Regions from separate parts of the Mus musculus genome. Here region 1 is linked to region 2. A link is a loop called in an ENCODE intact Hi-C map of the cell type or tissue named here. Cell type or tissue: left cerebral cortex. All regions are shown on one strand. Each heading gives the region's core, and the rest is flanking DNA. Links, peaks and the distances in the headings are about the cores only.

Evidence for each region. Peaks named below come from ENCODE experiments on the same cell type or tissue, not always from the same donor. Only the 100,000 strongest peaks of a DNase experiment are listed, where the experiment ranks them.
Region 1: it touches region 2 in a loop (4-fold over the local background); 14 of 42 quality-filtered maps call a loop at or near these places.

What each region holds. Positions count from the first base shown.
Region 1 is chr2:11,546,311-11,557,945 of GRCm38, reverse strand. It overlaps a transcript of Pfkfb3 not described here. Among named protein-coding and RNA genes, the nearest start is that of Gm10851, 30 kb to the right of the region's middle. In left cerebral cortex, for the core only: no CTCF peak of the experiment used is centred there; DNase peaks (open chromatin) are centred at 3,969, 4,346 and 4,523; H3K4me3 peaks cover 1,884 bases; H3K27ac peaks cover 1,481 bases.
Region 2 is chr2:11,495,769-11,507,403 of GRCm38, reverse strand. It overlaps Pfkfb3 (6-phosphofructo-2-kinase/fructose-2,6-biphosphatase 3), which reads left to right and starts at 5,314. Exons shown (of 18, transcript NM_001177753.1): 1 at 5,314-5,779. The coding sequence starts at 5,704. It overlaps Gm52500 (a long non-coding RNA gene), which reads right to left and starts at 5,394. Exons shown (of 3, transcript XR_003953759.1): 1 at 3,898-5,394; 2 at 3,128-3,250; 3 at 945-1,778. In left cerebral cortex, for the core only: CTCF peaks have their summits at 5,212 (motif pointing right) and 5,971; DNase peaks (open chromatin) are centred at 5,267, 5,965, 6,578 and 7,312; H3K4me3 peaks cover 2,500 bases; H3K27ac peaks cover 1,867 bases.

The DNA of each region.
Region 1 (11,635 bases), core at 3,554-6,053, 52 kb before region 2:
ATGAAAATAAATATATACATACATATGTATATACAGTTAATGCCTGTTCTTTTCTTTCTTTCTTTTCTTTTTCTTTTCTTTTCTTTTTTTTTTTTGTTTTCTTTGTTGTTTTATTTTTCAAGACAGGGTTTCTCTGTGTGGCCCTGGCTGTCCTGAAACTCACTCTGTAGACCAGGCTGGCCTCGAACTCAGAAATCCGTCTGCCTCTGCCTCCGCCTCCCAAGTGCTGAGATTAAAGGCGTGCACCACCACCGCCCAGCTAATAAATCCATTTCTAAGAGGGGAGTGGGACACTTAGGAAAATATAGAAACGTTTTAGGGGCTGAGTGTATGAAGACGTGGATTCAAGTCCCAGCTCTGCATAAGCTGATCTTGGTGGTGTACTGCTGTGAGTTTGAGGCCAGTCTGATCTACACGGTGATTCCAGGTTGCCAAGGCTACATAATGAGATCCCATTAAACAAACAATCAAACAAACAACAAAAGGTGAAAGTGACTCAGCACTTGGCCCTAAATGGGATGGATGTCTATATCAAGCCTCCCCCTCTCCCCCAAGGTTCAGGGATCACTTCAGAGGAGTTGGTGGAAAGACAGTAAGAGCCAGAAGTAGGGGGCTGACAAGGTGGCTCAGAGGATAAGAGCACTGACTGCTCTTCTGGAAGGTCCTGAGTTCAAATCTCAGCAACCACATGGTGGCTCACAAACACCGGTTATGAGATCTGACACCCTCTTCTGGTGTGTCTGAAGCAACAGTGTACTTATTTATAATAAATAAATCTTTGGGCTGGAGCAAACAGGGACTGAGTGAGTGGGGCCAACTGGAGCGAGCAGAGGCCCTAAATTCAATTCCCAGCAACCACAAGAGGGCTCATAACCATCTGTACAGTTACAGTGTACTCATTTATATATTAAAAAAAATTAAATAAACCTTTAAAAAGAAAAAGAGCCAGAAGTGGTGAATGACTTTATATAAACAGCATTTTCCATGAACAACAGGACTGGTGAACACATGAACTCACAGAGATGCACAGTACACACAAGACCTGTGAGAGTTCAATCTGAATAAAATCCCAGCGCAGAGGGGAAGTGAGCACAAAGTCCTAGCCCTAGCCATGGCCCTATTGAGATTGGTGGATAGCTTCTGAGAGAGGCACAGTCTGTTTTCTTCAAAACTGTGACACTGGCTGCATAGAAGGAATTGGAGGGAGGAAAAAGAAAGGGGGGAAATTATGTAAGTGTATTTAAATTTTAAAAATGATAAATATTTGGCTCTAATATTCAGTAAAATTCAGTATTTTAAGGTCCTGTTCAAGAAGTAAAGATGGTGGACGTATTTGGGGTGCATGCTTAATTAAAAGTAGTGGAGTATATCTTCAAATGCATAAAGTGGGGGGGGGGGCTGGAGAGATGACTCAGTGTTTAGAGCATGGCTGCTCTTCTAGTGGACCCAGGGTTGATTCCCAGCACCCACATGGAAAAGCACAGTCACTCTAGTTCTGGGGGTCCTGATGCCCTCTTCTGGTCTCCAAGGACAGCGGATGGTCTCCAAGGACAGCAGATGGTCTCCTGTGCAGATACATAGAGCACAGACATACAGGACACAACCACATCAAATGAAGAAGTAAGTTAAGTAAGGAAGTAAATGAACTGTTTGAAAAGGTGTCAAATGGCAGCAGGAACATTTTGGGGACATCAAGGTAGCAAGCAGTAAGCCTCTGGCTGTGCACAGCTTTTGTAAAAGATTTAGTTGGAAAAAAATAGTGCAGGACACTAGGAAGGTCCATTTTTATAAGAATTTGACTCAGCTAACAATTCCGTGAGATGCCACCTCAGGCTAGTTGCTTCTTTCTCCGTGGCATTGTCTTACTTCAAAATGAAGGATGGAGTTTGGACTAGAGTCCAGAAAGCATGGCAGACCTTGACACTGATTGTAATTAGAAAAGAAGAAAGGACACCCCTCCCCCATAGTCGCTCCCCTCCCATTCCACCTGTTGTAAGCCAGGCCGAGGTCTACATGAACCGGGTATTTCTGGAAGGCAGGCTGGGGTTGAAAGAGACTTAGACTGTGAGAAAAGATAATGAAGCCAAGACAAATTTTTCTGATCAAGGTCTGCAACTTTACTAAGAGAGTGTGTTTATAAGGGGGAAGGCCCATCCCCTCCCCCCCCCCCCCCCCCAGTCCATTCTTGGTGCCTGGAGCCATTCTGTCAGCACTTGGTTGCCAGGCTGATTGCTTATTCAGGAATGGCTCAGGAAGACAGGTTCAGCTTCTTGGCAGGTAGCAGAATCTCAGGGCAGTTGACACTTCAAAAGAAGCCAGCCAAAGTCGGAAAGCTGCACCGCAGGTGGCCCCACCTCAGTGGCAACAAGGTCTGTGCCAGCCCGCTTCAGGCTGAGGGAGGCGCTACACTCACCTAGACAGGACTGTTTACTAAATGGAGAGCCAACCTCTTGTCATTTGAATGGATGTTTTAAAGACTAGAAGTTCAGGTGATTCCTCATTTCTTCAGAATGCAACATAAAATAACACTTTCCTGCAAGGCAAAGGCATTCACCCCAAGAATTCTAGCCCTTAGGGGTGACAGACAGAAGGAGCAAGAGTTTAATGCCAGCCGGGCGTGGTGGCCCATGCCTTTAATCCCAGCACTCGGGAGGCAGAGGCAGGCAGATTTCCGAGTTCAAGGCTAGCCTGGTCTACAAAGTGAGTTCCAGGGCAGCCAAGACTACACAGAGAAACCCTGTCTCGAAAAACCAAAAAAAAAAAAAAAAAAAAAGTTTAATGCCTGGACACAGATTCCATCTCAAAGAGACAAAAGAAAGGGAGGGAGAGAGGGAGGAAGGAGATAGGAGGGAAGAAAAAAAAAAAGAAATAGAGAGTATATATATGGACTGGAGAGATGCCTCAGTGGTTAAGAGCACTGACTGCTCTTCTAAAGGTCCTGAGTTCAATTCCCAGCAACCACATGGTGGTTCACAACCTCTTCTGTTGTGTCTGGGAAACAGCTGTAGTGTACTCACATAGATAACATAAATTTAAAAAAAAAAACAACAATCAAAAACAAACAAACAAACAAAAAAGAAAGTATATCTACCACACCATTTAACAGAAATTAACTTTCTGAAGTGGGGTGTCTCATAGGATGGTCTTGAACTCTTGGGCTCAAGCAATCCCCAGCAGCTTTTCTGTGTGCTAAGTCAGGCTGGCCTAGAAGGGGCAGCGGACCTGCTTCCAACCTTCAAGTACTGGGATTAATTACCAGCCTGAGGACAGCGTACCCAGTTTGGTTAGTTAGTGAAAGCCTTAATTAAGTTAAAAGAGGAGCCTGCTTTGGGGTGTTTGGGTCAGTCACTGTCCAGGCGGTTGCCTTGTTGTCAGCCTCGCAGAGCAGAATGGACTGAATAAAGGTACTTCCCACTTCTCAAACCCTAAGCAACCCTTTCTCCTGACAGATTATCAAACTGTGGGTGAGGATCTGTTCCAGTCTCTGGAGAAACAAATCATTCATTCATCTCCATGACCTTACAAATGAACACTTCCATCAGGTGTGCCGGGTGTAGGTGCTGGGGGCTGGATATGGGAGCAGTAAAGGTGACAAAGTAATTTACCACGAATACTGTCAAACATGGGCTTTTCTAGGCTGCTCTCTCGGCCTTTATTTAGTGTCTATACAAGTCAACCAGCTATTTGAACGTCCCAACTTCATTAAGGCAAGAAAGATAAAATTCCTCCAAGTCTCTTCCTTCACCACACAGCCCGAAGGAACTGGTGGATGGGCTCATTTGCATCTCCTTCCAGGCTTCCATGCTTGGTCTCTGCATAGGCAGTCAGCTCTAGGCTCGGGGCGGGACCAGGTCGCCCACCCCGGCCTCCGGGTCGCCGCCCGCAAGCTCCCAGAGCTCACGGGTGACGCGACTCCCGCGCTTCCTGCTCCGCGGCGGAGCCTCCTCCGCGCCGTGACGTGCCAAGCTGTGACCAAATATGTCCCTTTCCCCTCCCTCGCCGGCCCCATCGCCCGCAGGCCGCCCCGAGCCTCGGGGCTGCCACTTGGACGTCCGCCTGCCCGAGTGTCGCGGGCCAGATCCCTGCGCAGCGTCCCCGGCGCGATGCCCTTCAGGAAAGGTAGCGTCTCTCGGGGTCCCGTGTGTTGAGACCCTGGTCCCCTCGGGTTCCGCCTTGCCTCCTCCTGCCCTGCACTGGCCACCCTGCCGCGCGTTACGCCCCTTCGCTCTGCCCTCCAGCCTTTGCACAGTCCCTGGCAGCCTAGTAGTGTCCGCGGCTACACCACGTGGATGCGGGAACCGGGGCTGGGCTGGGAGGCGGGGAGCGCAGCGCTAATCGCCGTACTTCTAGCGAACCCCAGGATCCTATTGCCTCTCAGCCCCGGGATGCAGAGGGAATGCTGAGCCGAGGATCTTGGTGTTTCTTTCTGGGGAAACTTGTGCCATTCTGATGTCCGGACCTCGGCAGACTGAGGGGGCCAGGACAGAGACTGCAGAGGGGAGGAGGCCGTGTTGCCGGTGCCAGCAGATCTTATGCTAGCTCTGCCTCCGCATTGTCACCCTGGGGAAGTAATTTTTACTCCGCACTTTTCAGTTTCCTGCTCAGCAAAATGGGCACAGGAAGAGAGCTGGCTGTGGGAGGACGGCAGAGCATAGAAAGAAGCAAACTGGTGCTCCTCTGAGGTCTGCCTGGTAGGACCACACGCAGTACCAGTTCTAGGCTTTGCAGGCTCTGCCCACGGCCACTGCTGCATCTAAGGTCATTCAACTTGGCACTCGGCCCTGCAGGCCAGTAGATTCCCATGGCTCCCTGCGGGGGTCACCAGAGTATTCGGTCCCATTTTACAGGCAAAGTTATGGAGGACCCACCCGGGTGACTGCTTAGAGCTGCTTAGAGCTGGGTTGGACTCCATGCGGTGATGCTCAGGCCAAAGCCTGAGTGGTAGCGGCAGAAGCGGAGAGTGGCCGGGGAACTTTCAAACCTGGACTATCTGACGTGTGCACTTTTGTTTGTGTTAAGAGGAACATTATTAAAGACCCAAGGCTCAGCAGGGCTGGATGGCTGGCATGTGCCTGTAACCCCAGTGCTTCGGCAGGTGGGGGAGAGATGGAGGCAGGAAGATCAGAAATTTAAAGCCTTCTAAACTACAGAGCAAGTGGGAGGCCCCTGGGACTACTTAAAACCTTGCTCAAGACAAACGAAAGCTGCCTAAGGCTCTCCCCTGGGGGGCCTATGGATTGTGGGTAGACGGAAAGAAAGCAAGACTCTCCAGGTGCTGGGCCAACGGAGCGTGGCTCTCCCAGCTGCCTCCACCCACCGTTCTTGCCGAGCTTCTCTTCTTTCATAATTCAGGTTGAATGGGCAGGTTATTTCTGTGGTTGCTGGGAGGCTAGAGTGGCCTTTGCCCCTCACTAGCACGGAGTGCTAAGGTACTAGTCCCAGCTCTGGGCTGTGAAGAGGACTGGCTGACACTCCAATGCTGGAGATATGGAAATAGGGGGTGGGGGGAGGGCATCGGTCATAGAGCAGGGCTGAGCAAGGCTGTTAACTTCTCTCAGCTGGTGATGGGTAAGCCCACAGCCACTGTCCTCAGGGTCTCTGTTGACCCACGCATACTGTGGCCACTTTCTCCCTGGACTGTCTTTCTTGAGGGTGTCTCACCTCATTAACTACATGGTGAAGAGTCTTTGATCCATTGATCTCCTAGTCTCCCTGTCCCTCCCCCTCCCCTCCCCAACCTCTCTCTCCCCCTCCCTTTCCCCCTCTACCTACTTCTCCCTCCCCTCCCTCCTCTCCCTTTCCTCCTTCCTTCCCTCTTCCTCTCCCCCTTCTTCTCCCTCTCCTATTTATGACCTTGCAGTCTCTGGTGGGCAAATTGAAGGAAGGCAAAGATGTCTGTCAGTCATCCCAGTGTTTAGGGGATTACCTTACTAATTAAGGTCTGAAATAATTAGGCTGTTCAATTAGGTTTTTTTTTTCGGGGGTGGGGGAGGGGGTGGGGAGTGAGTCTCCTATAGTCCTGGCTGTCCTGGGACTCAATATGTAGACCAGGCTGGCAAACTCACAGAGATCTACTTGCTTCTGCCTCCCAAGTGCTGGGATTAAAGGTGTGTGCCACCACACCTGAATCTCAGTTATGTTTGAATAAGATTTTGCCTCATTGCTTGCTGTGGTGACACATTCTCATTATGCTAGGTAGATAGATGCAGGATGTTCAGGAGTTCAAAACTTTTTTTTCTTTTTCTTTTTCTTTTTTCTTTTCTTTTTCTTTTTCTTTTTCTTTTTCTTTTCCTTTTCTTTCTTTTTTTTTTTTTTTTTTTTTTTTTTTTTTGAGACAAGGTTTCTCTGTATATCCCTGGCTGTCCTGGAACTCACTTTGTAGACCAGGCTGGCCTCAAACTCAGAAATCTGCCTGCCTCTGCCTCCCAAGTGCTGGGATTAAAGGCGTGTGCCACCACTGCCCAGCTAGGAATTCAGAACTTTAAAGATAGGATAGAATATAGTTCAAGCTGGCTTCACACTGGATGCACACTGGAAGCTGGCCTTGAACTCCCAATCTCCCCAAGTCCCGGATTGCAGGCATGCGCCTTTATCTCAGCAAGTAGTTTATTTATTTTTAAAAAGAGAGTTAACTGATTTTGTTGATTATTAGATGATAACGATTATGTTTGCCAACCAAGTTAGGCTCTTCTTTTGCTCCTTGTTTTAATCTGAAGAAGTGTCTTTACCCACTGAGCCATCTCACTGCCACTGAGTTGTAAACTCTTAGCAGTAACTCAGCAAGTAGGAATTGCTGGGACCTGCGGTGTGGTTTGTGTAGGTGTCCTGATTAACCATGCTCTGAAACTGCCTGCAGGTGACAGGGTCAGTTATGAAAGGGACACTCTATCCCATCCCAACCCCGAGCACAGGTAGAAGAAGCATATGTGGATCTATAAGTTTTTTTTATTTTTGAGCCGTTTGAACATATTAAGTGTTCAGAGTATAATTAAAAATAATAGGAAGGGCAGGGTGGTGGTGGCACACGTCTTTAATCTTAGCACTTGGGAGGCAGAGACCGGTAGATCGCTATATGTTCTAGGCTAGCCTGCTCTAGAGAGTAAGTTCCAGAAAAGCCAAGGATACACAGAGAAACCCTGTCTCCAAAAACTAAAAACAAACAACAACAACAACAAACAACTCAACAACAAGAATAGCACACCAATAAAAACATCATTTCTTCTTTCCACCCCAGACCAAGTGCAATCAAGTAGAGGAGCCTTCTTCAGTGGTCCAGGCGGAGGAGGCTTTCTTAGTGAGTCAAAGGTCAGAAAGGGATGCTTGCTAAGCCCATCCTTTGATATGGCTCTATGTCTTTAATATTTAATTACTTATTATTATTGTGTGCTCATGAGTGTGAGTGCAATGAAGGTCAGAGGACCACTGTGGAGTCGGTTCTCCTGCTGTAGCTTCCAGGTATTTAGCTCAGGTCTTCAAGCTTGTGTGGTAAGAGCCTTTGGCTATTGAGCCTCCACAGCCCTCTTTCTATGCCTTGACAACCACTCAAAAGGTCTGGGACCAGCCCTGTCAGGGGCTTAGAAGAAACATGTCTCAGGCAAGCTGAGAAGAGAAGAGTGAATCTTCCAGAGTAAAAAGCCTTTTCTGGAAGATTGTGTAGGATACAGGGAAACCCCACTGGTCAGTGAGAATGCTGTGTATTCTTAGGCCCAAGATGCTGAGGGCCATAGTAGCTGTCTGACTGAAGTCCTGACCTCTCGTGGAGGATGCAGGCAGCTGGCAGCAGCCGGGCTTCAGGGAGGACGCTGTGAGACCCTGTTTGCCTTTCTGTTCTCATAGCATTGGCAGTCCTGGAGCCAGGAGCCTGATGGTACTATCCACACAGGTCAACCTGCCTGGCTACACTGCAAGGTACATTGCCCTAGGATGGACAGTGGATTTGTTGGGACCACAGATATCAACCTTAGGTGCCTCACCCGCAGGGAGCACCCAATAACATGTCCTGAACTTCACTAGGGCAAAGTTGAGCAACTGCATGCCAAGTCATACATTCATCTTTGAAACGGTGTACCAACATTTTCCAGATAGACATGGGGTTCCCTCCTGGGAGCTCACCTCCTATGTTATCCAACAAGTGCCAAGACTGGAAGGTCAGAGGTTGGCATGGGGCGGTGAATCTGACTCTGCTGGCAGGGTTCATGCAGAGCATATACTAGGTGCTGGGTCCAATCTCAGCCCTGCATAAACCCTGTGGGGTGGTACACACCTATAATCCCAGCACTGGGGAGGTGGAAGCATCATACAAGGTCAGCCTTGCCTACATAACAAGTTCAAGTCCTACCTGAGACTGTACTGGAGGAGAAGGAGGAGGAGGAGGAGGAAGGAGGAGGAGGAGGAGGACTGCGAACGAAAATTAAGATGTGTGGAAAGACATGTTTATAATCCCAGTACTCAGGAGGCCGAGGCTGGCAAATCTGTGAACTCAAGGCCGACCTGGTTACATAGTAAGACCTTGTCTCATGAAATCAAAACCTTGTGCATGGTGGTGCAGTCCTACAAGCCTGACCCTTGGGAGGCAAAAGCAGGATTTCAGTGAGTTTGAGGCCAGCCTCGATTACATGAGACCCTGTCTCAAAACAAACAACCAAACAACCTAGCAACACTCTTCTGTTTTTCTCTACTCTCTTTAATACTAACTCTAGTTTAAAAACAAACAAACAAACAAACAAACCCTAAAACCAAAAAAACCCAAAACAAACAAACACACACACAAACAAACAAACAAAAAACCAAATAGAAGTCGTAACAGAGAGGTAGTTTTGAGATTTTGGTTTTTAAGAATAAACGCCTCCCCCCACCCTCTCCTCACCCCTGTTAAAGAAACTAGACTGTAGATGGAGAGAGATGTGTCTGACCAGCTGTGATGGATGAAGTCACAGCCTCTCTCTGAGTTTGGTGTTGTGGTGATAGTAAGGGACCTCCCGCCTTTCTGCCGCAGACCCCCGTGGTGTGACATTTTATAATATGGGTGGAGGGAGGAGTGTAGGGCCAGATCGCCTCATACACTGAGGTAGTACATGACACTTCAGCTAGGCATCTTGTCTCCCCACTGGTCTCCAGGGTGACTGCGGCTGTCATGAGGGAAGACTTTCGGTATTAGGGCTGACCAAGAAGCAGGACTGTAGAAACTGGTTTTGAGATCGGCTGGAATAGGAGAAGTTAGGAAATGTGAGATCTAAGAGAACAAAAAAGGAGGACAGGAAGCATGTCAGTTAGACACAGGAAGTCACGAAAGTCATGGTTGCATTTGGAAGGTGCTGTGGAGAGAGGTTGAGGTGGCACTTCTGCAAAAACGCGACACCTTAATGACCGGATCTTCCACGATGGAGACGGTTGTCCCACATACAAAAATCTCCAGGTTCTGGGGTTCCATCTTCAGCACCACAGAGAAGAAGAAATAGGGGAAGGGAGAAAAATGGAGAAAAATATCAGAGCCTCATAGGTATGGCTTAGTCTAAAGCCTGGGCTTGTGACTAAATTTCTTTTTTTGAGGTTTCTTTCAGGCCTAGTGTCTTCCAACAATAGGATTTTAAGTGTTCTTGCATGGGTTCGTTGTCAGAAGGGACAACAAATAGTGGGTCAACGTTTCACTAGCAATGATGGGCTGGGGAAGTAGCTCACTGGTGAAACTATGCCCACAATGTGCATGTAGCTGCGGTTGGATTCCCTAGTGTCACAAAAACAAGACTGCTGAACACAGCAGTTCATACCTGTTAATATCCACAAGAGATGGTGGCCAGAGGATTGCTGAAGAGTTTGAGGCTGGTGAGAGCTAGTTAGTGAGGTTCAAGGCCAGGCTCAGCTACAGTGTGAGATTTGGCCAAAACAAAATAAAACAAATAACAACAACTAAATGAATACAAAACCCAGGGCCATGTACATAGCTCAGTGAACAAAGTTCTTTACCATACAAGTCTGGTGGCCCGGGTTTGATCTCCAGAACCCATGTAAATAGGTGGAAAGAGAAAAATGACTTTTGAAAATTGTCTAATCTCCATACTCACTCATACCACAGAGGGGTGGGGGTGGAGGAATCTGATGCCCTCTACTGGTCTCTGTGGGATCCTGCACATAAACTCACACAGGCGAGCATGCTAAGTAAATCCTCTTACAGATTAGAACTGTTCTAGATGTAGTGGAGGGGGAGGGGCAAAGGGCAGGAAGATCTCTGTGAGTTCAAGGCCAGCCTGGTCTGCACAGTGAGTTAATGCCCCAGTGAGTTTATGGACAGCCAGAGCACCAGAGAGACTTTGTCTCAAAAAAGAACTGTGGAGGAAGAGGGGGAGGAGGAGGAGGAGGAGGAGGAAGAGGAGGAAGAGGAGGAAGAGGAGGAGGAAGAAGAAGAAGAAGAAGAAGAAGAAGAAGAAGAAGAAGAAGAAGAAGAAGAAGAAGAAGAAGAAGAAGAAGAACTGTGACCATTCCCTAAACAAAATCAAAGGCCAGGCCTGTGGTTCACACCTGCAGCCCAGTACTTGAGTGGAGGAGGAAGGCGGTAAAGGTTACCCTCAGCTGAAAATCCAGTTACAGCCTGGGCCATAAACCGCTGTCTCACAAAGTTCAAAACCAAAACCAATCAAAAAAAGCAAGGAAGTAGAGTTTTAAAAACCATAAAAATAACCAGGCCCAGACTCCTCCAAGAACGAATAAAAAAAAATAAAGGAAACAAACTCTCTAAGTTCTTCTAGCTTCTTTGCAGGTGCTGGGACCTAACAGTAAGGCTCTTTGTGTAAATCTGTGACCTTCAGGTCCACCCTCAAGGTGCTTTGTGTGAATCCTTGACCTTCAGGTCCACCCTCAAGACTCTTTGTGTGAGTCTGTGACCTTTATGTCCGCCCTCAAGGCTCTTTGTGTGAGTCTGTGACCTTCAGGTCCACCCTCAAGGCTCTTTGTGTGAGTCTGTGACCTTCAGGTCCACCCTCAGAGACCCCTTAGTATTAGTATGTCTGCTTGAGAAATAAGCAAAGAGAGGCTGAGAAGGGTTAGGTATCTTGCTAAAAGTCACACAGCAAATTATGTGAGGAACAGAGCTGCCTTTGCATCTGCCTTTCGAACATGGACCCAATCTGTCACATGCTGTGTAGTCTGGCCTGGCCTGGCCTGGCCTGGTCTGGTCTGGTCTGGTCTGGTCTGGTCTGGTCTGGTCTGGTCTGGTCTGGCACAGAATGGCATGGTATGTTGTGGCATGGTATGGTGTGTTATCTATGTCAGAAAAACAGCAAGTGATACACTAAACCTCTATTAACAATCAAGCTCTTTGTGAGAAGTAGAGAGACGGCATCACGTGAGAGATATATGCTCATTGGTGAAAAAAGGCCTCGACTCTATATCCCAGTCAGGACCTCCTTTTTTCTCTCTAAGTGCAGACCCCAAGACATCCTTAAGGAGGGAGCTTTGTCAGCCACTGATTCTCTCATTGATCCCACAGGAGCTCTGTGGTCTGAGGGAAGGTAATAGTTTCAAGTCTGTTTTAGTATCTGCTATCCAGCCCTCAGCATAGGTGGGGGCCACTCATCCCACAGGATGATGATCGGGTTCACTGACCAGTCAGTCTGTAAATAAGTATACCTCGGTCACTGCG
Region 2 (11,635 bases), core at 4,980-7,479:
GGGTGGCTCACCACCCTGTGTATATTATATATTCCTTTAATATTTATTTATTTTTAAAAAGATTTATTTATTTATTTTATGTATATGAGCACACTGTAGCTACTTCCAGACACACCAGAAGTGGGCATTGGATCCCATTACAGATGGTTATGAGCCACCATGTGGTTGATGGGAATTGAACTCAGGACCTCTGGAGTTAACTGCTGAGCCATCTCTCCATCCCAGTCCTTTAATATTTAAACCATATATTTTATATTTTTACCTTTTCAGCTTGTTATGCTTGTTTAAAATGCTCTTCCTGAGACTTAACCAGAGAACAAAGCCTATGATGGGTGTTTCAGAGACTTCCTTTGTCAATGTAATTAATCTGAGTCTCTTTACCTTAGTCTCAGGCAGATTCTTCAGGCAAGGGCAAAAAGTAGCCACATTCTTCACCAAAATACCACAAAAATCATCTCTAGGTCACATATTGAAATTCTCTACTGAAACCTCTTGTATTAGATCCTCGCTATTCAAATCACTCTCAGTAATAAAGTCGTCCGTATTCCTACTAAGATAGCCCATTAAGCCCCATTTAAAGCTTTCCCCTGCTTTCCAAATCCAAAGTCCCCAAATCCACATTCTTCCAAGCAAATGCAGGGTCAGGCCTATCACAGCAATTCCTTAGTCCCTGGTACCAACTTCTGTCTTAGTTAGGGTTTCACTGCTGTGAACAGACACCTTGACCAAGGCAAATCTTATAAAGGAGAAGATTTAATTGGGGTTGGCTTACAGGTTCAGAGGTTCCATTCGTTATCATGAAGACTCCGGGATCATTGCAACATCCAGGCAGGCATGGTGCAGGAGGAGCTGAGAGTTCTACATCTTCATCTGAAGGCTGCTAGCATTAGACTGGTGCTTCCAGGCAGCTAGGATGAGGGTCTTAATCCCATACCCACAGTGACACACCTACTCCAACAAGGCCACACCTTCTAATAGTGCCACTCCCTGGACCAAGCATATACAAACCATCATATAGCAGTAGCCCTGGCTTTCTTAGAACTGGCTATATGGACTAAGCTGGCCTTGAACTCAGAGATCCACTTGCCTCTACCTCCCAAGTGCTACTAGCGAAGCTTTCTGATCCTCTTAGTCCCTGCCTTTTTGTGGTCTAGCCTACAGTAGTGGTCCTGCATGACTGGCAACTTCAAATTTTTTTTTTTTTTTTTTCGAGACAGGGTTTCTCTGTATAGCCCTGGCTGTCCTGGAACTCACTTTGTAGACCAGGTTGGCCTCGAACTCAGAAATCCGCCTGCCTCTGCCTCCCGAGTGCTGGGATTAAAGGTGTGCGCCACCACGCCCGGCTAACTTCGAAATTTTTAAAAAATATATACATACAATCTATGAGCTGGTTTTGGGAACCTCCAATGTCATCTGGGCAGCTACCCTCAAATCTCTATTTCCATTCTTAAAGAAGTCATATTTTGTGACTAAAAGCCATCTTGGGATGATGATAAAGGTTTGTTTATTATTTGGAGCCTTGCTTCACTCTCTCATACATGGGCTCTTTCAAGAGAGCAACTACTGACACTGGGTCTAATTAGCAACGTGAGACTGCTCACAGCTTGCCACAGCTTGTCCCCCCCCCGCCCCCCAGCTTTCCCTGGGGAGGAGGCACAGGCACCAAGGAGGTTTAAATGTTTAAGTCTAAGGAGCTGGTGTAAGAGTAAGGCAACGGAGTCACGTGCTGCTGCTGTTGATAACCACATCTTGGCGACTCTGGGAAGGACTTGGTGACACTGGCCAGAGAATAGAAACAAAGGTTGTGGTGAGAAAAACACTTCCATGTCCTTTTTGCTAAGGTTAGACCTGGCTCACTGAATTCACACATAGAGCACTCCAGCGTGTGTTAGGTGGGACATTTCACCCGGGGCAGCTTAACTGTGTCAGGTGAAGCTGAGTAACAGTCCGGTCTTCCTTTGCTTAGGGTTCTTCTCAGCGCTCTTGTGGGTGTGGGTGTGGGTGTGGGTGTGTAATATGACCACCTGGGAGGGACAGCGTTCTGCTGCTTGTGTCAAGTATGTGATCACCTTAACACACACACACACACACACACACACACACACACACACACGTACATACACACACACACACACACACACACACACACATGCACATACACACACATACACACACACACACACATACACACACACACGCACGCACATACACACACATACACACACATGCACATACACACGCACACACACATACGCACATACATACACACACGTACATACACACACACATGCACATAAACACGCGCACACACACACACACACACACACACACGGCTGGGAATGTCCCTCAGTTGGTAGAATACTTGCCTAGTATGCATGGAACTTCAGGTTCAGTCCTCAGCATCATATAAACCAGGCGTGAGGGCTCATGCTTATGATCTCTTGATGGTATGGGTTACATGAGACCCTGTTTCTAAAACAAAACAATTCACCCCGCACAAACCTTCTTCCTAACTGCCTTCCTTCCTCCTTGGTCTTTGACTCGATTCCTTGACCTTTCTAATCTCCAATCTTCCCTTCGCTCCTTCCTGTAGACAAGGGGTAGAGGGCTGTGGAATGTGGACTAGAATGCACAGTACTTTCTTTTGGCTTTAGCAGGGTCTAGATTGTGACTCAATCTAAAGGAAGTTGTCAATCAGTCCTAGTGATTGGAGTCACCTGGCTATAAGTCACCCGACTTAAAGAATGTTCACATTCTTGGCTGTGTCTTCTAAAGAGCTGAGTTCATAATATCCACCTGGGAACCTGGGAGTTAGTGAAGCCCTAGGGGACTGCGTTTGAGGTAAAGATAAGGGTGTATTAACAGAACTAAGGGAGGAATTGGAAGGATGTCTAAACAGCAAAGCTGAGGAGGAAACCTTTGAATGTAGGTGTAGCAAGGTTGGTCCTAAGGAGGATCATGTTGGAGCAGTTTTGCCTTCCACAAACACAGCTTTTACCTGTGGTTGCAAGCCGACAGCTTCAGAGGACCAACAAACAAGTGTGAATTCAGCTGTGTGCCTCACATTCCACCCTTTCCTAGATATCTGGAGCCCTAGGCAGGGTAAAGGTGATTTCCCTTTACCTACCTGGTAGCAGAAGTGACTGGAGAACTTAGTGTTTGTTCTGGGTACCCACTACATTGTTGACTCCAGGAAAGGAAAACTGCCCCATCTGAGAATGCTTAGCTGCCACCTGACTTGAGGACTGACCTTAAATCGAGAGATTTAAACATGATAAAAGAGAAATAAAAGATCGTTCTCCACTGGTACCATTCCCACCACGTTCTCCCTGGCGGTTCCCAGCAATCTGTTCCTAAGCTTTGACATCTGGCCATTTGCCTGGCTTGTAGGTGTGTGCAAACTCAAGCGGGCACCTGGGAACATGGCACAGGCCTGTAATACCAGGCTGAGAAAGGAGCAAGCTTGAGGCCGGCCTGGGCTGCATAGGAAAACTGTCTCAAACAAAGCAAAACAAACAGAAAACCTAGTGGAAACTTTACAAGCGTCCAGGTGCACTATGGTTATTGGGAGTCGGGAGTGGGGAGTCTCCTGGCAGGGATGCACTCTCACCCCCATCCCTTCCCCCTCCCCCTCAGCTTGCAAATACCAGTAAGGGAACCCTTCTGGAGACTACTAGATGTTTTCCTTGTCGAGTCAGTCCATTCTAATTTCAGGAGTGGAGCGAGATTCTCCCTTGGGCTTTCTAGGGTGTCACCTCTGGCATTTGCTCTCACTGAAGAAAAACAAGTTTAAATGTAATGCACCGGGTTTCTTTCTGAACAGCTGCCTGAGCACAGAAATCGGAAGGTCAGCAAAGCTGTCCTGGGGTTGGGGACAGGTATTGAGGAGGGTGGTACCGGAGAGCAGGGTGCAGGAATGGCGGTTAGAGCTGGGAGGTTCCCAAGGGCTACTCGCCAGGTGAGCTCCAGGTCTCCTAAGCTCGCCAGGCTGCCGGAGAAGGCAAGGCGGAGGCCCCAGGCGGGGCGGGCTGGGTTGGGAACAGAGCAGCTGCGCCCGCCGCCGGGGGGCCGGCGCCCTCCCAGCAGAGCATGCAGGACGTGCGCGACGTGTGGCAGCCTCTGCGCAGACTTTTCCACTGCAGTGTGGGGTTCCGCGAGCGCCTCCAATCACAGCTCAGCTTCACCGCGACGTGTGCAGCTTGCGCTAAGCAAGGCAGATCTTCTGAGCGGAGGCTTCCTTCGCTAAAATCACATTTAAAGTGTCTTGTCTCCACGGCCTCCCGTGCAGCGGTCCTCACCGAAAGATCCCTTAGATCGTCGCTGAATAAATGAACTCTGGCGGTTCAACGATTGCCTGTTATGCATGTATCTCCAGCCTATGCAAAGTGCAAAAATCGGAAAGGAAGCGAGGGCATGTTCACATCAAACAAAATATAGCCGGTGTGCTAGAGCGGGCGCGTGGGGGTTGGGTGGGTGACATGAATTTAGGATCTAGCTGTCCCTTGATAGTTACTTTGGGGCTCATAGTCCGGTAATGGGAGAGGGAATGGGGTCTACTTTTAATCACTACTTGCAGAAGGGGTATGGAATATGGCCCATGTTGAAAGGGAAAATAATACCAACCGCCCCCCGCATCCCAAAGTTCCTTTTCGGTCGAACCTTCCTTCCTTCCTTATTTATTTATTGCCCCCCTTCAAGCGCCAGGCACGGTAGCACTGAGTGAGGGGTAGCAACACTACCCAAGCATGTTTCCCGGGGATTCAGGAAAAGTATGCGCCCGTGCCCGGAGGTGGCAGTGTCAGCAATGGCAGGGGACATAGTGGGCGATAATGCACAGGTGTTACCAGGAGGCAGCTCTGACCTGCGTCTTCACTTGGACTGAGCCAGTCCCCAAATCATGTAACTATGGTGCATGGTGTTGGGGCTCCCACGGCTTGTAAGGCTGAACTGGGAAGATGCTTTTACATAGCTCTAGCTCTGTGTGTGTGTGTGTGTGTGTGTGTGTGTGTGTAGGGGTGGAGGACTGTCAACGAACCACATTGGACATTATCAGATCGCTGCTGCCTTCCAAGCACAGATGAGGAAAGTGGCTGGAATTATTTGGGGACTCCGTTCCTGTCTTGCGCCCTTAGGGAATAAACTTAGGGACGGAAAGGAGGACGAAAGAACCAGCCTGGGTTGCAGGAACAGAGCGTGCTGCTCTCGTCCACCCGCAGGGGGCGGCAGCAGGCTGTCTCTTGGCCTTGCCCACCCTTCTCTCCACGTGAAAGGGGGCTGGGACGCAAAGAATGCGGCCCGCCCCGAGGCTGACGCGCCGCGCTACCGGTCAGATCTTAAAAGGCCGGGCAGTGCGTGTGGCATCCCGACAGAACTGGAGAGGAGCAAGTGGCAGTGCTGGGTGTTGGGACCGTGGCTGTCACTGCGCTGGAGCATCCCTGAGCTTTTGAACAGAGCCGACTAGTCAGCAGTGCAGCAGCCGCAACTCCACGCCGCTCTCATCTGTCTCGTGTCTCCGCTCAGGCGATCCTTCCTCCGAGACTCCGCACAAAGCACATTTTCCAAAGCAGTGCAAGGGAGCGCCCAGCCGCGTGCAGGCGGACGCACCCTTCCTGTCCTTTGTTCCGGGGGGATCTGCTGCTGCTCTTCTCCCCAAGTCGGAGTCTTTCCTCCAGGGGTGGCGGGTCGCCGAATACAGCTACGAAGATGCCGTTGGAACTGACCCAGAGCCGGGTACAGAAGATCTGGGTGCCCGTCGATCACCGACCCTCGTTGCCCAGATGTGAGTGCAGGCAGCCACGTGGGGGGCTAGGTTGTAGATTGCGCCGCGTGCAGAGCCCGGCCATTGTGTGTGCAGCGGCTTTGTGCCGGTTCCCCTCTGCGGGAAGCGCACTCGTGCCGGTCGGCCCGGCCCGGCGAGGCGGGGGTGGCGGCCGGCTGCGTCTCCCAGGCTGGGCAGAAGGGGCGCTGTGGCTCCGGAAACCTCCTGTGTGCCCGGCCCGGCCTGGGCTCTCTGGGCCAGCGCCTCCCAGAGGCTGGAGAGACCTGGCTGCTCCGGAGTCACCCTGGCCGACTGCAGCAGGGGCGCGGCCGCCCACACCAACGCCCCCTTTTCTTTGGGTCTCCTCTGGTTCACGGTCTTTTTTCTTCCTCGGATCTTTGCACCTCTGTATATTTCCATCTTCGCCGTCACTCCCGTGACTGCAGATCCTTGGTTGCAGGGATGGTTTATGGGTTGGTGACTAGTGTTGTATTACAGACGCACTCGTTTACCCGGAGCACGGAATTTGCTGGCAGTTTCTCTTAGTGCCTCACCTGTTGCTGCTGTGAACGATTTGGGAAGGTTTCATTCACTTCCATCCCTAGATAGGAAGAGGTGCCTCTGGGAAGAGCGGATGGAATTGCTCTAAGGCAATGCTTCCCTCCCAGGCAGCAGGCCCAGGAGCCCACGGGGGTAAACAGGAGCGAGCTGCCCAGTGGACACGTTGCTCACATCACGTTTGTAGTTTGAGAATCTACTGGCAAAACTGGGAGGTGGTTTCCTGTCACCCTGGGACACTGGAACACCAGGCTGCAGGGTAGGTTTCTCTGCTGTCACGTTTCTCAGGATGGCCATCACAGGACATGACAGCTCTCGGAGCTTTGTGGGTCTGAGTCACTTACTGGTTTCCCTGCCTCCCTGTGGTGCAGTATGAGACCTCTAGCAGGTCTTCCCTGCTGGACCTGTGGGCTTCGGTGGAACTCTGTCCCCAAGACAGTCTCCTTTTCTTTTGCTCAAGTAAGTCAGAGGTAAGGGCTTGGCAAGGGTTCTTCCCCAAACCCTGTCAGACACGTTTATGCACCGGGGCCACCTTTATGAAAATGCCCCAGGGTAAAACCAAGCCTGTGGGACACCTATAATCTCATTACACTGTAGCTGGGAAACTAAGGTCAAAGAATCATGAACCTGGACTACACAGTGAGACCCTGTCAATAAATAATAATAATAATAATAATAATAATAATAATAATAAAAACAGGGAAAGTTGGTAAGTTGGTCAAATTTAGACAGCATGCTGCTTCTGGACTTTTTAGTCAGGCAGATTATAGCGTTTTCTATTTTTTAAACTGAAATTGGTCAAACAATAGGGCCTGGTTTTCTATGTATGTGTACAGCCATGTGATTGCAGAATACATTCTTCCCTTGTTTGGGTCTGAGAGAACCATGGCAGCTTTTGCAAGAACCCAAGTTCAGTGACACTGGCTCAGTGAAAGACATCACCGTGCAGCGGGGCCTCCCCCAGGCTGCAGACCCTGATCGCTAGATTCCACGAGCTTGCACGTCTGTCGGAGCTCAGAGATTTGCACAGAATTGCTGTTGGAACCATGTAGAGTTGAAAGCGGATGTGCCTAAAGCTGACAGATTAAGATGACCAGCTCGCTCACTTCTGGAATTCTTGTGTGTGAGACTGGTGTGTATGTGAAAGAATGTGTAGTCAGACACATTCTTTCACATACAAATATCTGCAGCCAGGGGTTTTAAAAGCATATCCGTATTTTAAATGTTTTTCCCCCCCTATACTAAATTTGGTTTTACTGCAATAGAGAAAATAGGTTTTTTTTTTTGTTTTGTTTTGTTTTTTTAAATAAGTTACTTCTTTTCTACTGACACTGGGAATCTTGTGGACAGACTGACTGTCTTTCCTTCCTTCCTTTCTATTTTTCTTTCTTCTTTCTGAGATAAGGTCTCCAGTGACCCTGGCTGGCCTGGCTTCAACTTAAATGGGATTAAGAGTGTGTGCTACCACACCCAGCCTCTTGTAGATTTTCACTCACCTAAATCTTTTTTTTTTTTTTTTTTTTAACTGTTTTTCAGAGCTGAATTGACTTAAACGTTCTATGATGTCTAGATGACAGTGAACTTGTGGTCCTCCTGCCTTCTCTCCCCAAACACTGGGATTATGAGCATTCACCTACTTGTCTGGATTACCTGGTGATGGACATTGAACCCAGAGCTTTATGAATGCTGGGCAAGAATGCTCCCAGCTACTGCTGCTGCAGTCCCAGCCCTGTGGTCTCCACATCAGAGGCTGACAGCCAGCTCCACGGTGGCTTAGTACTAGAGGGCATAGAGAAGATTGTCCAGATAAAACTAAAGAAACAGTCATAAACAACGAACAAATCCCAAAGGCCAGGAATAGTGGTGCACATAGTGGTGAGGGCCGGGCAGGTAGATCTCTGAGTCCTAGGCTAGCCTGGCCTCCATAGCCCAAGGATATCCTGGCCTCTATAGCCTGTCTTGAAATTAAAAAACAAAAGGACTGCAGGATGATATGTTTGTCTGAGGAGTGCAGAAATTGAGTGTCAAGTTTCTTTACCGACATTGTGATAAATGTTTCTTCCAAAACTGGAAGTGCCCATCAGTTTAAGCCACAATTTAGAGAGACATTACTGTATTTGCAAATGAGCTTAACTCAAACTGGCTTTCCTGTTGCCTGCACTGAAAATCTATAGCCTGAGACTTAGTTGGGAGTTGTCACAGTTTCCTCAGAGTTCCAAGGGATAGTCTGACTGCCCGGTGCAGAGTTGCCTTAAACAGCAGCTATCAAAAAATTATCTTAAAAAGTATTTACTCATTATTATGGGGGGCAGGGGGGAGGGTGGCACATGCCATGGAGTTTCTGTGGAGCAGAGCTGTTTAGAGGACAGCTCTATGGAGTTGACTCTCTAATATCCTTAAGTGGCCTCTAGCGATTGAACATAAGTCCTCAGGCTTGTAAGGCAAGCACTTTAACCCACAAAGCCATCTTACTAGCTTTCACCTTTGCTATTGTCCCTCAATAACATGGGAATAAGATGCCAGTTCATCTTGGATTATGATTTAGGATAGAATTTACATGAAGGAAGGTGGGTATGGAATTTAAAGGCTTACAAAGTTCTAACCTGCCTATGCCCAGCTGGGCATAGCTAGAACATTCATTCCATGAGAGCTCTGTGCAGTTCATTGTCACAATCAGTGTCTTAAACTCTGCCTTTGTCCAGGAAAGGAAAGGAAGACATGAAGAGCTGAAGATGTCCCAGATCCAAGGGGGTGGTGAGGCCTGGCTTTAAACTCTGTCCTGGACTCACTGAGTTGCATGTTGAGCACTGCCTCCCACAGTTATCAATAAGATACCCTGTCACAGTGTGTGGCAGAGATATGAGGTCCTAAAGTTCAAGGCCATTCATTGGGTATCAAATTAATTAGATATTAGGAGACAAAAGGTACATGGTAAGCAGTCCATGTACATTGTAACCATGAAGGAGAGGGTCTTTAAAAGATATATCTGTTATCTCTATTCTCCCTGTGCCACACATCCCAAGCCTACTCTACAGAGGCAAGCTCTTGTTATATTATCCCATCAGACTGGGAGGATGCTGCAGGTGGATCCAATGATGCTTTCATCTACTGAACAACCATGTGGCGTGTGTTGCCTTCTGTTGCTGGTATTCATTGTGTTCTGAGGGCCTGGCAGGTTAAGCCCATTTTCCGAGAGATCTTCATGTGGTAGTATACCTATAAGGTCAAGGTAGGTCTTGTTTCGCCCTTGGTTGATGGAGATAGAGTGAGGTGGTTCCTGAGGAAAGTCTCAGTTCCCAGGAGTGATGATGGAGCCCTTCAGGGTCCACAGCTGACCTAAATGTATCTATCCTTCCTTCCTTCCTTCCTTCCTTCCTTCCTTCCTTCCTTCCTTCCTTCCTTCCTTCCTTCCATGTGTTTCCCATGAACTTGTAGTTGAAGCATAACTCACATGCTTGCACAAAAGGATGATGAAGATGGCTTAGCATCCTTGTCTAGTGTTGATGTTTTGCAAAGCATCAGGTGGAACCGAGCACGGATGAGGTGTGGGGTATCTTCCACAGCAAAGCAAATTTTCGGAAAAGAAGTTGTGGGTATCAGGTGGTGGGATGTTTAAGTCAGCTGTATCCACACCTGCACTTGGCCACATGTTGTTGAAGATATTAATCACTTAATGGAGGAAGAAGAGTTGAAGTTAGGACCCAGGAGCGTGTTTGTCTCGCAACAGTGCTATGGTAGACGAGTACTGTTGAAGTTGGGGGTTTAATCATGCGTCAGGCTTTCTCTTCCCATAATTTGCTCTTCAGCCATGCTATCCTGTAGTTCACCAGCTGGTCGGGTTTCCTTTCTGTATAATTACCTACAGGATGCTGGCACATGCAGCAAGATTGCATTAAGAACTAACGACAGTAGGACTAGTATGTGAGTAAGCAGCAGGTCTGAGTTCAGTGGTACTCATCAATAATGCTGACCTCAAGTGTGTCCACCTGTCATCCTTTCCATCTGGCATCCAGAGCACTGGGCTCATGAGTATGTGAGCATATAAGCCTGATGACATTGTAGGTGCTGGCTCAGCTCTCCGGACCTGGTGGCTTTCTGTGGCTCTTACTTAGGGAACCATGCTTTGGGCAGGACTTTCATTCTGAATCTCCCAAGGGCGTGGAGGTCTTAAGACAATGACTTCTTTCCACTTAGATTGGCTATTTTTCTCATTGCTGAGACAAAACCAACTTCTGGGAGGAAGTGTTTATTTTGACTAGTTTGAGGGTTGGAGTTGTTGTGGCTGGAAAGCAGTAGTAACAGGAGTGTTAGGTAGCCGACTGCATCTGCAGTCAGGAAACAGAAAGATTTGAATGTTGTTGCTCAACTCCCTTCTCTTTACTCAGGCTTACCCACACCCATGGCATGGTGCCACCCACAGTGTGGGCCTTCCCACTTCAGCTAACCCAATCCAGGAACATTTTCATAGATACTGTGGGGTGTGTTACCATGGTGATTCTAAGCCTAACCAAATTGACAAATGGAGATGAAGCATCACACACATTCCAACAGAACATCTGTGTATTCCTTTATGCTCATTAAAGTTGATAACTAAATTTGCTGCTAAATAATAGAATAAAACAAAACAAAAAACCACCTGGTTAAAAAACCCAAATATTTATGTAAAAGGAAAAGAGGCATTATTTGTTTGTCTTTAAAAACTCTTTGTTGAGCTGGGCGTGGTGGTGCACTCCTTTAATCCCGGCACTTGGGAGGCAGAGGCAGGCGGATTTCTGAGTTCGAGGCCAGCCTGGTCTACACAGTGAGCTCCAGGACATCCAGGGCTATACAGAGAAACCCTGTCTCGAAAAACCGAAGAGGGGAAAAAAAAACTTTGTTGAACTCAATATATTGAGTTGGTTGGAGGAAGAAATAGCAGAGTTAGGGACTGGATCCAGGGAAGTTGTGAGATGCAGGATGAGGGGTCATGGTTGATGACTCTTTCTCAGTGGTAAAACTGTGTATGAAGAAGAGAACCCGAGGGCAGGTTGCAATAGGTGATGAGGCCAGGGAGACCCTGGAGCTGGGTTGTGAGTTTGAAAACGGTCTGTGGTAGCGATACTAGATTTATCTGGACAGATTCGTTCATCTTACCGTGCTGGGATGTCCGGGTGAGGGAAAGCTACGCTTCGTTTGGCAGCTGCTCTGAGCTCCTCAGCTTTGAGCATGTGGTAAGGATGAATGGCTTTTGCTTTGTCAACTAAGGGAGTGATCTAGGTTTATTTCATTGACATCTAGCAGAACTCTGCTGAGTCCACAGTATTGTCTTTTCCCCCTTCC